Linked DNA regions of Homo sapiens: region 2 is linked to region 1. A link is an interaction called in ENCODE POLR2A ChIA-PET data of the cell type or tissue named here. Cell type or tissue: Panc1. All regions are shown on one strand. Links, peaks and the distances in the headings refer to the core of each region. The heading gives the core; the rest is flanking DNA.

Region 1 (5,363 bases), core at 1,508-4,007:
TGATGAGAGGAAACCAGGCCGGGGAGGTTTTTCAGAGTTGGCACTTGAAGCCGAGAGGTGAAAGATGAGTTCAACAGGAAGGGTTAGAAGCAGAAGGGTGAGGGAAAACGCGGAGATGAACATATATACGTCCAGTCTGGGGAGATGTCAGTATGTTTACCATGGTGTGGTATCTAAGTTTTCAAATATACAAATTGGCTTAGAGGTCAAAAAAAGAAAAAGAGGGATAAGCCCTGCCGCAGTGGTTGGCTTAAATGCAATACAGCCCAGGGGTTAGAAGCACGTGGTCTGGCTCCTGGCGGCTTGGCTTAGGTTTTGAGCCCGAGGGAAATTACTGAACTCCCTGCCTCAATTTTGTAACTCTGTATCTCATTTGTAACTTAGGGCTCGTCAGGGTAGTGCTTCACAGGGTTGAGAAGATGAAATGAGTACATGCACTTAAAGCATTTAGAATAGTGCTGTCAGCTCTTCGGATTCTTAACCACAGTGAGGGACGTTCACCAGACAAGAAAGCCAGTCCCGGCCTTTGCCCAGCGATGGCAGGATCTGCTTGTAATTGCACCAGGCCCTAGGTGAAAGGACCACTGCTTCTTCCTTAGTTTCTGAATTTCATGCATTCATTTGATAATTATTGAACCAGGCACTATGGGAATAAAGGGAGAAGAAAGGCATGGTCTCTGTAACTATAAAGCTATCTGGTAGACAAGACAGCTTCCACACAAGAACAGCACTGCTGGGCGCGGTGGCTCACGCCTGTAATCCCAGCACTTTGGGAGGCCAAGGCGGGTGGATCACAAGGTCAGGAGATCGAGACCATCTTGGCTAACATGGTGAAACCCCGTTTCTACTAAAAATACAAAAATTAGCCGGGCTTGGCGGCATGCGCCTGCAGTCCCAGCTGCTGGGGAGGCTAAGGCAGGAGAATGGCGTGAACCTGGGAGGCGGAGCTTGCAGTGAGCCAAGATTGTGCCACTGCACTCCAGCCTGGGTGACAGAGCGAGACTCCATCTCAAAAAAAAAAAAAAAAAAAAAAAAAAACCAAGAACAACAACAAATTGCTGTGTTAAGTGCCATAAGGAAAGAGTCATGCACAGTGATGGTACAAAAAAAGATTGCACGTCACAACAGGTAACTTTTTTGGTTCTCCAAATATGATTAATCCTTGTGATCATTCATAGAAATTACTGGCATAGTAAATAATTAGTCAAATTCCACCTAAGAAAGGTGATTCTCAAATGGTTAATTTCAAGGGTAATTATTTTACAATACTAACATCTTCTGCATGAGCATAATTACCTAGATGTGGTCAAGAAACTGGACTGCGAGTCAGGAAATCTGAGGCCTGATCCAGTTGGACTGCTACCTGTGAGATGCTGGCCAAGTCCCCTTACGTCTCTGGGCTTCGATCTCTGTGCCAGCACAATGAGAACGTTAGGCCAGGAAGCCTCTGAAGTGCTTTCAACTCCAGTCTGTGATTCCCTGTCCTCAGTGTGCTTCTGTGTGCCTTTACAGTTTGACACATGCTCTGTGGCTCTAGCAATGTATATCAGGCGTATTTCAGACCTTACAGCCAAGGCCCTGGCAGGATTGTTACAGACAAGTTTTTTGTTTTTTTGTTTTTTTTTGAGACGGAGTCTCACTCTGTCGCCCAGGCTGGAGTGCAGTGGCACTATCTTGGCTCACTGCAAGCTCTGCCTTCCGGGTTCACACCATTCTCCTGCCTCAGCCTCCTGAGGAGCTGGGACTACAGGCACCCGGCTAATTTTTTTTTTTTTTTGTATTTTTAGTAATGACAGGGTTTCACCGTGTTAGCCAGGATGGTCTCAATCTCCTGACCTCATGATCCACCCACATTGGCCTCCCAAAGTGCTGGGATTACAGGCGTGAGCCACCGCGCCCGGCGACAGACAAGTATTTTCATCTGCAGTTAAAGATATGGGGACTGAGACCTGAAGGACAGGCATCGTAGTTCACCAGAAAATAGCCTACGTATCAGTTTCCTGGAGAGCTGCCATGTTAGTGAGAATCATAGCTACTGCAAAGTACATCGAAGGCAGACTGCATCTGCCAGGATTTGCTCACATATGTGCTACCAAGACCTTATCCTTTGCTATGATATCGAGCAGCAAGAGTTAAAAATACCACTTTCTCTCTTCATCCTAAAAAAATTTCCCCCAATCCTTTTCACTTGCTCACTTCTTTTCTGAAAAGAGAATGTGATCTGTTGGTTCTCGGGACTCTCTCTATTTAAGAAATATACTTCCCCAACTGGGCCAGGTGCAGTGGCTCACACCTGTAATCCCAGCACTTTCAGAGGCAAAGACAGAAGATTGCTTGCACCAGGGGTTCAAGACCAGTCTGGGCAACATAGTGAGACCGACATCTCTATGGGGGAAAAAATAAAGAAAAAAAATATATATATTTCCCCAACTAGCTAGAGTTTTTCCACTAGTACATTTACTGAATTAAATAGGCTAACTGGACTAGTCTGGCTAAAGAAGAATGTCAATCTGAATTAGTGGAAAATCTGAGTTTTAAATATCTGTTAGGAAAAGTAGTAACTTTGCAAATACTTGTAGTGAGTCTGAATTCATAGCTTTCATAAAACTAATGCATTAAAGTCATTTAAAGAATGTGTTCTCTTATTAAGCAGGTTAAATGTGGCTCTGGCAATATTATTTGTACTATAAATCTTCCTTAAAATAATCAGAGGGGCCAGAGTGCAGCCCAAGTAAATAATTGCAATCTAAATTAATAAGAAGCCTTTACTGCAGCTATTCTTTCTATGTTCAGATATGTTCCCAATCCTAATTTGTCTTTAGTCAAGCAGAGATCAATACATTTTTTTCTTAGAAGTCCAAGTATAACTTAATGATAGCCATGTTATTTAAGGAACACTATTTGTTTCTTATTTTGTTTTTCACAAATGTGATAGTTTTCATGTTCAACTAACTTTATGAGTTTTGTCATCAATGTGAGACATGAAATGTATAATTAGTTTACAAAAAACTCCAGCCTAAAGAAAAACTATTGCAATTGACAAACACTACCCCATACTTCATGTTTTCTGCACCATCATCTTTTCCTCCTAGCTTTATGGTTATAAAATTTGTCTCTGGTCAGGCGCAGTGGCTCACACCTGGAATCCCAGGGCTTTGGGAAGCCGAGGTGGGCGGATCACTCGAGGTCAGCAGGTGGAGATCAGCTTGGCCAATATGGTGAAACCCCGTCTGTACTAAAAATACAAAAAATTAGCCGGGCATGGTGGTGTGCACTTGTAAGCCCAGCTACTCGGGAGGCCGAGGCAAGAGAATCGCTTGAACCCGGGAGGCAGAAGTTGCAGTGAGATCACGCCACTGCACTCCAGCCTGGGCAACAGCGAGACTCCATCTCAATAAATAAATAAATGAAAATAAAATTTGTCCCTAAAACATCAAAATTTAAAACAAGAATATGATTGCTTAACAGGACCAGGAGAGAGCAAATGCAATGTGTCACCAGGTGAGGTGGCACACACTTGTCCCAGCCACTGAAGAGACCGAGGGGGAGCATGACTTGAGCCCAGGAGTTCTGGGCTATGAGATGCTATGCCCAATACATGTTCACACTAAGTTCAACATCAATATAGTGACTTTCTGGGAGCACGGGACCACCAAGTTGCCTAAGGAGGGGCAAACTGGCCCAGATTGGAAGCAGAACAGGTCAAAACTCCTGTGCTGATTAGTGGTGGGATGGCACCTGTGAACAGCCACTGCACTCTAGCCTGGGCAACATAGCAAGACCCTTTCTCTTAAAAAAAAAAAAACTGCAGTGTGTCAAATCTGTTTCAGAGCAACTGCCATAAGTGACATTTAAGATGCATTAACAGCCACCAGAATTGTTTCCTGGGATAATACAAGGAAACATCTGGTGTAAGTTTTTCACTTAATTCTTTCCCCATTCTCACAGGTAAGTGTAAAAGTGCACTTTTTCATTTTAGTGAATCCCCAATACACATCTGGGGTGGGGATGGGATAGAAAACTTGAATGAGGCTTCTGACACCCCAGATTTGTAAAGAACAAACGCTTTCGAGGCACAAGTTATTCTTTCCCATGTTCTGTTTCATAATTAAGACCGTTTGATTATATTCATACAAATAGAATCTTGAAGGATCAGATAGATATTTATCCTAAGACTCTACATTATTATTATTATTATCTTGAGATGGAGTTTCGCTCTTGTTACCCAGGCTGGCGTGCAATGGCGCGATCTCAGCTCACTGTAACCTCCACCTCCTGGGTTCAAGCAATTCTCCTGCCTCAGCCTCCTGAGTAGCTGGGATTACAGGCATGCGCCACCCTGCCCGGCTAATTTTGTATTTTTAGTAGAGATGGAGTTCTGCCATGTTGGTCAGGCTGGTCTTGAACTTTCAACCTCAGGTGATCTGCCCGCCTCAGCCTCCCAAACTGCTGGGATTATAGATGTGAGGCACCGTGCCCGGCCTTACATTATTAATAATTATGATTATGACTTTATTAAGTAACTGTGGAATTGGCCATTCATACCGTTCAGGTGAGAAGAAGCCTTCAAAAAAAATGATGAAAATAAAGACTTTTTTGTGTGATTTTTGGTTTTGTTTCCTTGTTTTGCAGCCGGGGAGGCCCAGGTTGAAGGCAGAGCACAATCACGTAATTGTCTCAAGAGCTCTGGAGTTGCTTGAGTGTGTTTCGTAGTCTCTTTCAGGTTTCATTTTGAGTGCAGAACAAGGAGATTCCATCCAAAGAAGAGACATTTTGGGACAGTTTAAGGCCAGGAGCAGTTCAAAAAGGATAACGTCAAATGTTGTTCTTGCCTCAACTATTCGCACGGTTCCTGTATCAAAGACCGAAGCTGTCATCACATTTACACATCTGTACTGGTTTAGAAGTGTAAACTCCTAAAATTAGAAGTTTGATTTCAAGCAATCAATTGTCTTAATATATAGCCATCAGTTTCTAGCCAGAAGACGGGCTGAATTCAACTTAATTTTTATAAAGCCCAGTTTCCATGCTTGGCATACAACCTCTAGGCAGGGTCCAGGTCTCAGCTCAGTACTTGCTCTCCTCTGAGGGGAGCCCATCAGCATGTCCCTGCTCTCTCTGGATACTTGTTCCATTTTAAATAAACACCCCTCTACATGCAGCCCCTCTGTGAACCCCTCATTTCCCGGTTTGCTTTTCTTTTGAGCCTGGCGGGTGGATGATGACGCTGAGTGCGGGTGGCCAGGGAGCATGTGTACCATGGGGTAGCGAGTGTGCTTCTGCTGGGCATTCTCTGCTTCCCTATACCCTTGCCAAGCCATTGCTCCTGCTTCCTGAGATAAAATCTGTCCTTGGTGCCATCC
Region 2 (5,363 bases), core at 1,692-4,191, 430 kb before region 1:
GATGCTATTGACGATTACGAGATGGTAGCATTGTTGTCTTTGTTGCCATGAAGTGCAGCTCGGTGGAGCCTGGCCTAACATCCTGTGTACACAGAGGGGACAGTGTGCTCGGAGGCCCGTGTGTTTGCTCTGCCAATATGCGCCAGTGGCCAGCCCTCGAACACTCCCCCATCCCATGGTTACAGCTGGGGGTGTTGGAAACATACCGCCCTCTCCTCTACGCCCCAGGGGGCTGCCGAACAGTGTCTAAGCCACATGATTTTCTTATTTTAGTTCTTTTTTAAAAATATTTGTTTGAAGTACAGTGTACATGTATCATCCCTATAGCTTGATGAATTTTCACAAACTGCCACAGCCTTGTGTTGAGCACCCAGGACAAGAAATTGAATATTTCCAGCACCCTCCAAGCTCACCTGTGCTCCCTCCCAGGCAATCACTCCAGCAAAGTGCCCACAATACAGACTTCTAATATAGATAAGGCTGGCTTGCTTGCTTGCTTGCTTGCTTGCTTGCTTGCTTGCTTGCTTGCTTGCTTGCTTTCTTTCTTTCTTTCTTTCTGTCTTTATTCTTTCTTCTTTTTTTTTTTTCAGGGACTCACTCTGTCACCCAGACTGGATCACAGTGGCATGATCACGGCTCACTATAAACTTGAACTTCGAGGCTCAAGCTATCCTCCAGCCTCAGCCTCCCAAGTAGCTGGGACTACAGGTGCATAAAACCACAACTGGCTAATTTTTAAATTTTTTTTCTTGTAGAGACGAGGATCTCACTATGTTGCCCAGGCTGTCTCAAATTCCTAGGCTCAAGGGATCTTCCTACCCCAGCCTCCCAAAGTGCTGAGAATACAGACATGAGACCCTATGCTTGGCGTGTCTTGCCTGTTTTAAGCCGCAGAATCTTGAAACTTTACCTTGGCATTTGAAGCCAATGTGACCTGTTTGTCCAGCAGACCATGATTATGAGCCCACCAGGCACAGCCTCTTGGCTCTGCCTCTAACTTGATCAGTTCTCTTCCAAGCTCTGGCATCAAAGGCTGACTCTGTTAAAGGATGGAGTTGGTCTTTGTGTCTCTTGGGGTCCTTCCAGGGCCAGCATATGGTCCCTGGCTCCATTATCCAGTCCTGAGCACGGGAGGGGTGATGGGTCTGACCACAGAGGATTGTGTCTATTAGCCTATCTCAATCCACTGGCTCAGGCCAGTTCTCACAAGGTGACTACTCTCTTGCCACCAGGCCTCCCCTGCCTCCTCCCTCCATGCCACCATCCAGAAATAACCCAAGACAGGAGATATAGTTTGGTTATTTGTCTCCACCCAAGTCTCATGTTGAATGATTGTAATACTCAGTGCTGGAGGTGGGGCCTGATGGGAGGTGTTTTTGTTATGGGGGCAGATCCCTCATGGTTTGGTGCTGTCTTTGAGATAGTGAGTTCTTGCAAGATCTGATCATTTAAAAGTGTGTGGCACCTCCTCCCAACATTTTCTCTCTCTTGATCCTGCTGTGGTCATGTGATGTGCCTGCTCCCACTTCATTTCCCACCATAAGTAAAAGCTCTATGAGACCTCCCCAGAAGCTAAACAGATGCTGGTGTCATGCTTGTACAGCCTGTGGAACCCTAAGCCAATTAAACCTTTTTTCTTTATAAATTATCCAGACTCAGGTATTTCTTCACAGCAATGAAAGAATGGCCTAACGTAGAAAATTGGTACTGAGAGTAGGGCATTGCTAAAAGATACCTGAAAATGTGGAACCAACTTTGGGACTTGGTAACAGGTAGAGGCTGGAAGTTTGGAGGGCTCAGAAAAAGACAGGAAGATGGAAAGTTTGGAACTTTTTAGAGACTGGTTAAATGGTTGTGACCAAAATGTTGATAGTGACATGGACAGTGAAGGCCAGGCTGAAGAGGTCTCAGATGGAAATGAGAACTGGAGCTAAGGCCATCCTTGTTATGCATTAACAAAGCACTTGGCTGCCTTGTGTTCATGCCCTAGGGATCTATGGATGTTTGAATGAACTTCACAGTGATGATTTAGGGTGTTTGGCAGAAGAAATTTCTAAGCAGCAAAATGTTTCAGAAGTGACATGGCTGCTTCTAACAACCTAAGTCACATGTGGGAGCAAAGAAATGGCTTAAAGTTTGAATTTATATTTAAAAAGAACGCAGAGTGTAAAGTGGAAAATGTACAGCCTGGCTATGTGACAAAGAAAGAAAAAGCTTATTAGGAAAGGAATTCAAGCAGGCTGTGGAACAACCACTTGTTAAAGATATTTGCATAACTAAAAGGGAGTCAAGTACTAATATCCAAGACAATGAGCAAAAGGCCTTGAAAGCATTTCAGGAAACTTCATGGCAGCCCCTCCCATCACAGGCCTAGAGGCTTAGGAGGAAAGAATGGTTTCCTGGGCCAGGCACAGGGACCTGCTGCCCTGCACAACCTTGGGACACTACTCCCACATCCTGGCCACTCCAGCTTCAGCTGTGGCTCAAACATGCCCAGGTACGGCTCAGTCTGCCTCTTTGGAGAATGCAAGCCTTAAACCTTGGTGGCTTCCACGTGGTGTTAAGCCTGCAGGTGCACAGAATGCGAGAGTGGTGGATTCTGGGTGGCTTCTGCCTAGTTTCAGGGGATACTAGGCCTAGGTATCCAGGTAGAAACCTGCTGCAGGGGCAGAGCCCTCACAGAGAACGTCTACTAAGGCAGTGCAGAGGGGAAATGTGGGGTTGGAGGCCCCTACACAGAGTTGCCACTGGGGCACTGCCTGGTGGAGCTGGGGGAAGAGGGACACTGTCCTTCAGATCTGAGAATGATAGATCCACCAGCAGCTTGCATCCTGTGCCTGGGAAAGCTTCAGAAACTCAACTCCAGCCTTTGAGAGCAGCCTCAGGGGCTGCACCCTGTGAAGCTACAGGGGCAGAGCTGCCCAAGGCCTTGGGAGCCCATCCTTTGCACCAGTGCACCCTGGATGTGGGACATGGAGTCAAAGGAGATTATTTTGGAGCTTTAAGATTTAGTGACTCCCCTGCTGGGTTTAAGCTTGTGAGGGGCCTGCAGTTCCCCCCACCCTTTTTTTTTTTTTTTTTTTTTTTTTTTTTTGGTCAATTGTTTCCTTTTGGAATGGGAATGTTTACCCAATGCCTATGTCTTCATTGTATCTTGGAAGTAAATAACTTGTTTTTTTTTATTTTACAGGCTCACAGGTAGAAGTGACTTGCCTTGTCTTAGATGAGACTTTGGACTTTGAACTTTTGAGTTAATGCTGGAATGAGTTAAGACTTTGGGGAACTATTGGGAAGGCATAATTGTATTTTGTAATGTGAGAAGGACATGAGATTTGGGAGAGGCCAGGGGTGGAATGTTAGAGTTTGAATATTTGTCCCCACCCAAATCTCATATTGAATTGTAATCCCCAATGCTGAAGGTGGGGCCTGGTGGGAGATAGTTGGGTCATAGGGGCAGATCCCTCATGGCATGGTGTTGTCTTTGAGACAATGAGTGAGTTCTCATGAGATCTGGTCATCTAAAAGTGTGTGGCACCTCCCTCCCCACTCCCACTCTCTCTTGCTCCTGCGTTTGCCATGTGATGCTCCTGCTCCTGCTTTGACTTGTACCATGAGTAAAAACTCCCTGAGGCCTCCCCAGAAGCTAAGCAGATGGCTCCATGTTTGTACAGCCTACAGAACCACGAGCCAATTAAACCTCTTTTCTTTATAAATTATCCATTCTCAGGTATTTCTTTATAGCAGTGAAAGAATGGCCTAACATAACTGGTGAGTTCAGGATTCCCTCCACACCACTGGAAGGCGTCTGATTTGTTCTGGTCCTGAATCTGGCCCATTCTTTCTTAAAACCATGTCAGGCAGATTTAAACACACTCTGCTGCACGATATCCCACATCTTTCAGCATTCCCAAAGCCACTCTGCATATATGTATGGCATAGAGGGAAGGAAAGTTAAACAGCTGTCAGAGAGCAGGCCAGAGCAGGAAGTGGTTCAACTTCCTCACTCGCAGGTGGGGAAACTGCATCCTCAAAAGGGGAAGGGAGTTTCTTGAGGCCATGTTTAAAGTGTCTGGGGCCTGGCTCCCTCCAGTTCACCAAACCCAGCTCTATGAGGCTTTTTAAGGACTTTATGGCTCACGTCAAGGGAAAAAAAAAAAATCACCACCGTGGCTGACATAAACACATGCACATAAACAGCAAAAACACTTGCTTCCATCCATAGAATTTTCCATTTCATGGACTTCTCTCCTGCATTCACATCAACCCCTGCAACAACCCAGGAGGCTGCTGCTAGCTGAATCTGCCTCACTCCACAGTCAAGGCAACCCCATCCTCTATTAGCATGATCTCCATTTTACAAACGAGTACCTGAGGTTTGCACCTGGAAGTGTGTTGCCCAATACTGTGTCCCTGGCCAGGGAGCTGGCTTGGCAATGCCAAGGTTCTGGGGAGGCTCCATCTACTGCCTGCTTCCCAGTCCCACCAGGGGCAGCACCTCTGGAATTCCTGCCCACAATACCCAGGGTAGGGATTCCAGCAAGCCCCACCCTATAACCTGAGCACACAAGCTGGGTCACAATTGTCAGAATGCAAAGAGACTCCACCAACTAGAGGAAGAGAGGCTTGGCAGGGACTCTCAGCTTGCCCCCAGCCTGGGGGCCTCTGCAGGAGGACCCAGATGCCCTATAGCCCGACGCTCTTGAGAACATAATTCCCCTTGTCCCGACGCTTTTGCTTCACTTCCCTCCAAGACACAGTGCCAGCAACACCCCAGGCACTAGACGCTCTGAAGGCCAGCAGCGGAGGGCTGAGGCAGGCTGGGTGTCTGCACATGCTTGGATGAATCCTGCAAGGTGCTGCTGGGATGGACAGGGCTGGCAAGATCTGGCTGTGGGAGCACGAGGTTCCATTGCATTCAGTCTGGCTCCTGGCCTCACCCTAGGCCGGGCCCTGTTAGAGTGTTGTCCTCAGTTCAAGAGGCCCATGCAGATTGATAGGAATTGTACCTAACAAAGACAGTAATCCAGGATCATAGGCAAGAATTAACTCTGGAGAACTAGTGCTCTGAAAAGGCATAGAGTGTCATGGGAAGACAGAAAGAGCAGATCCAGGTGGAGGAGGAAGCACTTGAACTGAGTTGAAAAACAGGCAAAAGTGAACTGTCATCTGTGGCATAATAAGCCCTTACTTAACTGTGGTAACAGTCAAGAAAGTGAATAGTAAAAATGCACCTAGCATAGTGTCTGCCACATAATAGGTGTTCAATGAATGTCATGCAGGGAGTTAGGTAATTGAAGCTGGCCTAGTGGGACTAGAGCCAAGAGCGTGTCTTTGTCAAGGAAAGGGAGGAAGGCTAAGGGAAG

The links. ChIA-PET counts read pairs that join two places held together with the same protein. Peaks named below come from ENCODE experiments on the same cell type or tissue, not always from the same donor. Only the 100,000 strongest peaks of a DNase experiment are listed, where the experiment ranks them.
Region 2: POLR2A ChIA-PET joins it to region 1 with 22 read pairs; 5 of 35 experiments call an interaction of 5 or more read pairs at or near these places.

The regions. Positions count from the first base shown.
Region 1 is chr3:194,142,181-194,147,543 of GRCh38, forward strand. It overlaps the pseudogene RN7SL215P. Among named protein-coding and RNA genes, the nearest start is that of HES1, 8.7 kb to the left of the region's middle. In Panc1, for the core only: no CTCF peak of the experiment used is centred there; no DNase peak of the experiment used is centred there; H3K27ac peaks cover 2,251 bases.
Region 2 is chr3:193,712,336-193,717,698 of GRCh38, forward strand. No RefSeq gene overlaps it. Among named protein-coding and RNA genes, the nearest start is that of OPA1-AS1, 88 kb to the left of the region's middle. In Panc1, for the core only: no CTCF peak of the experiment used is centred there; no DNase peak of the experiment used is centred there.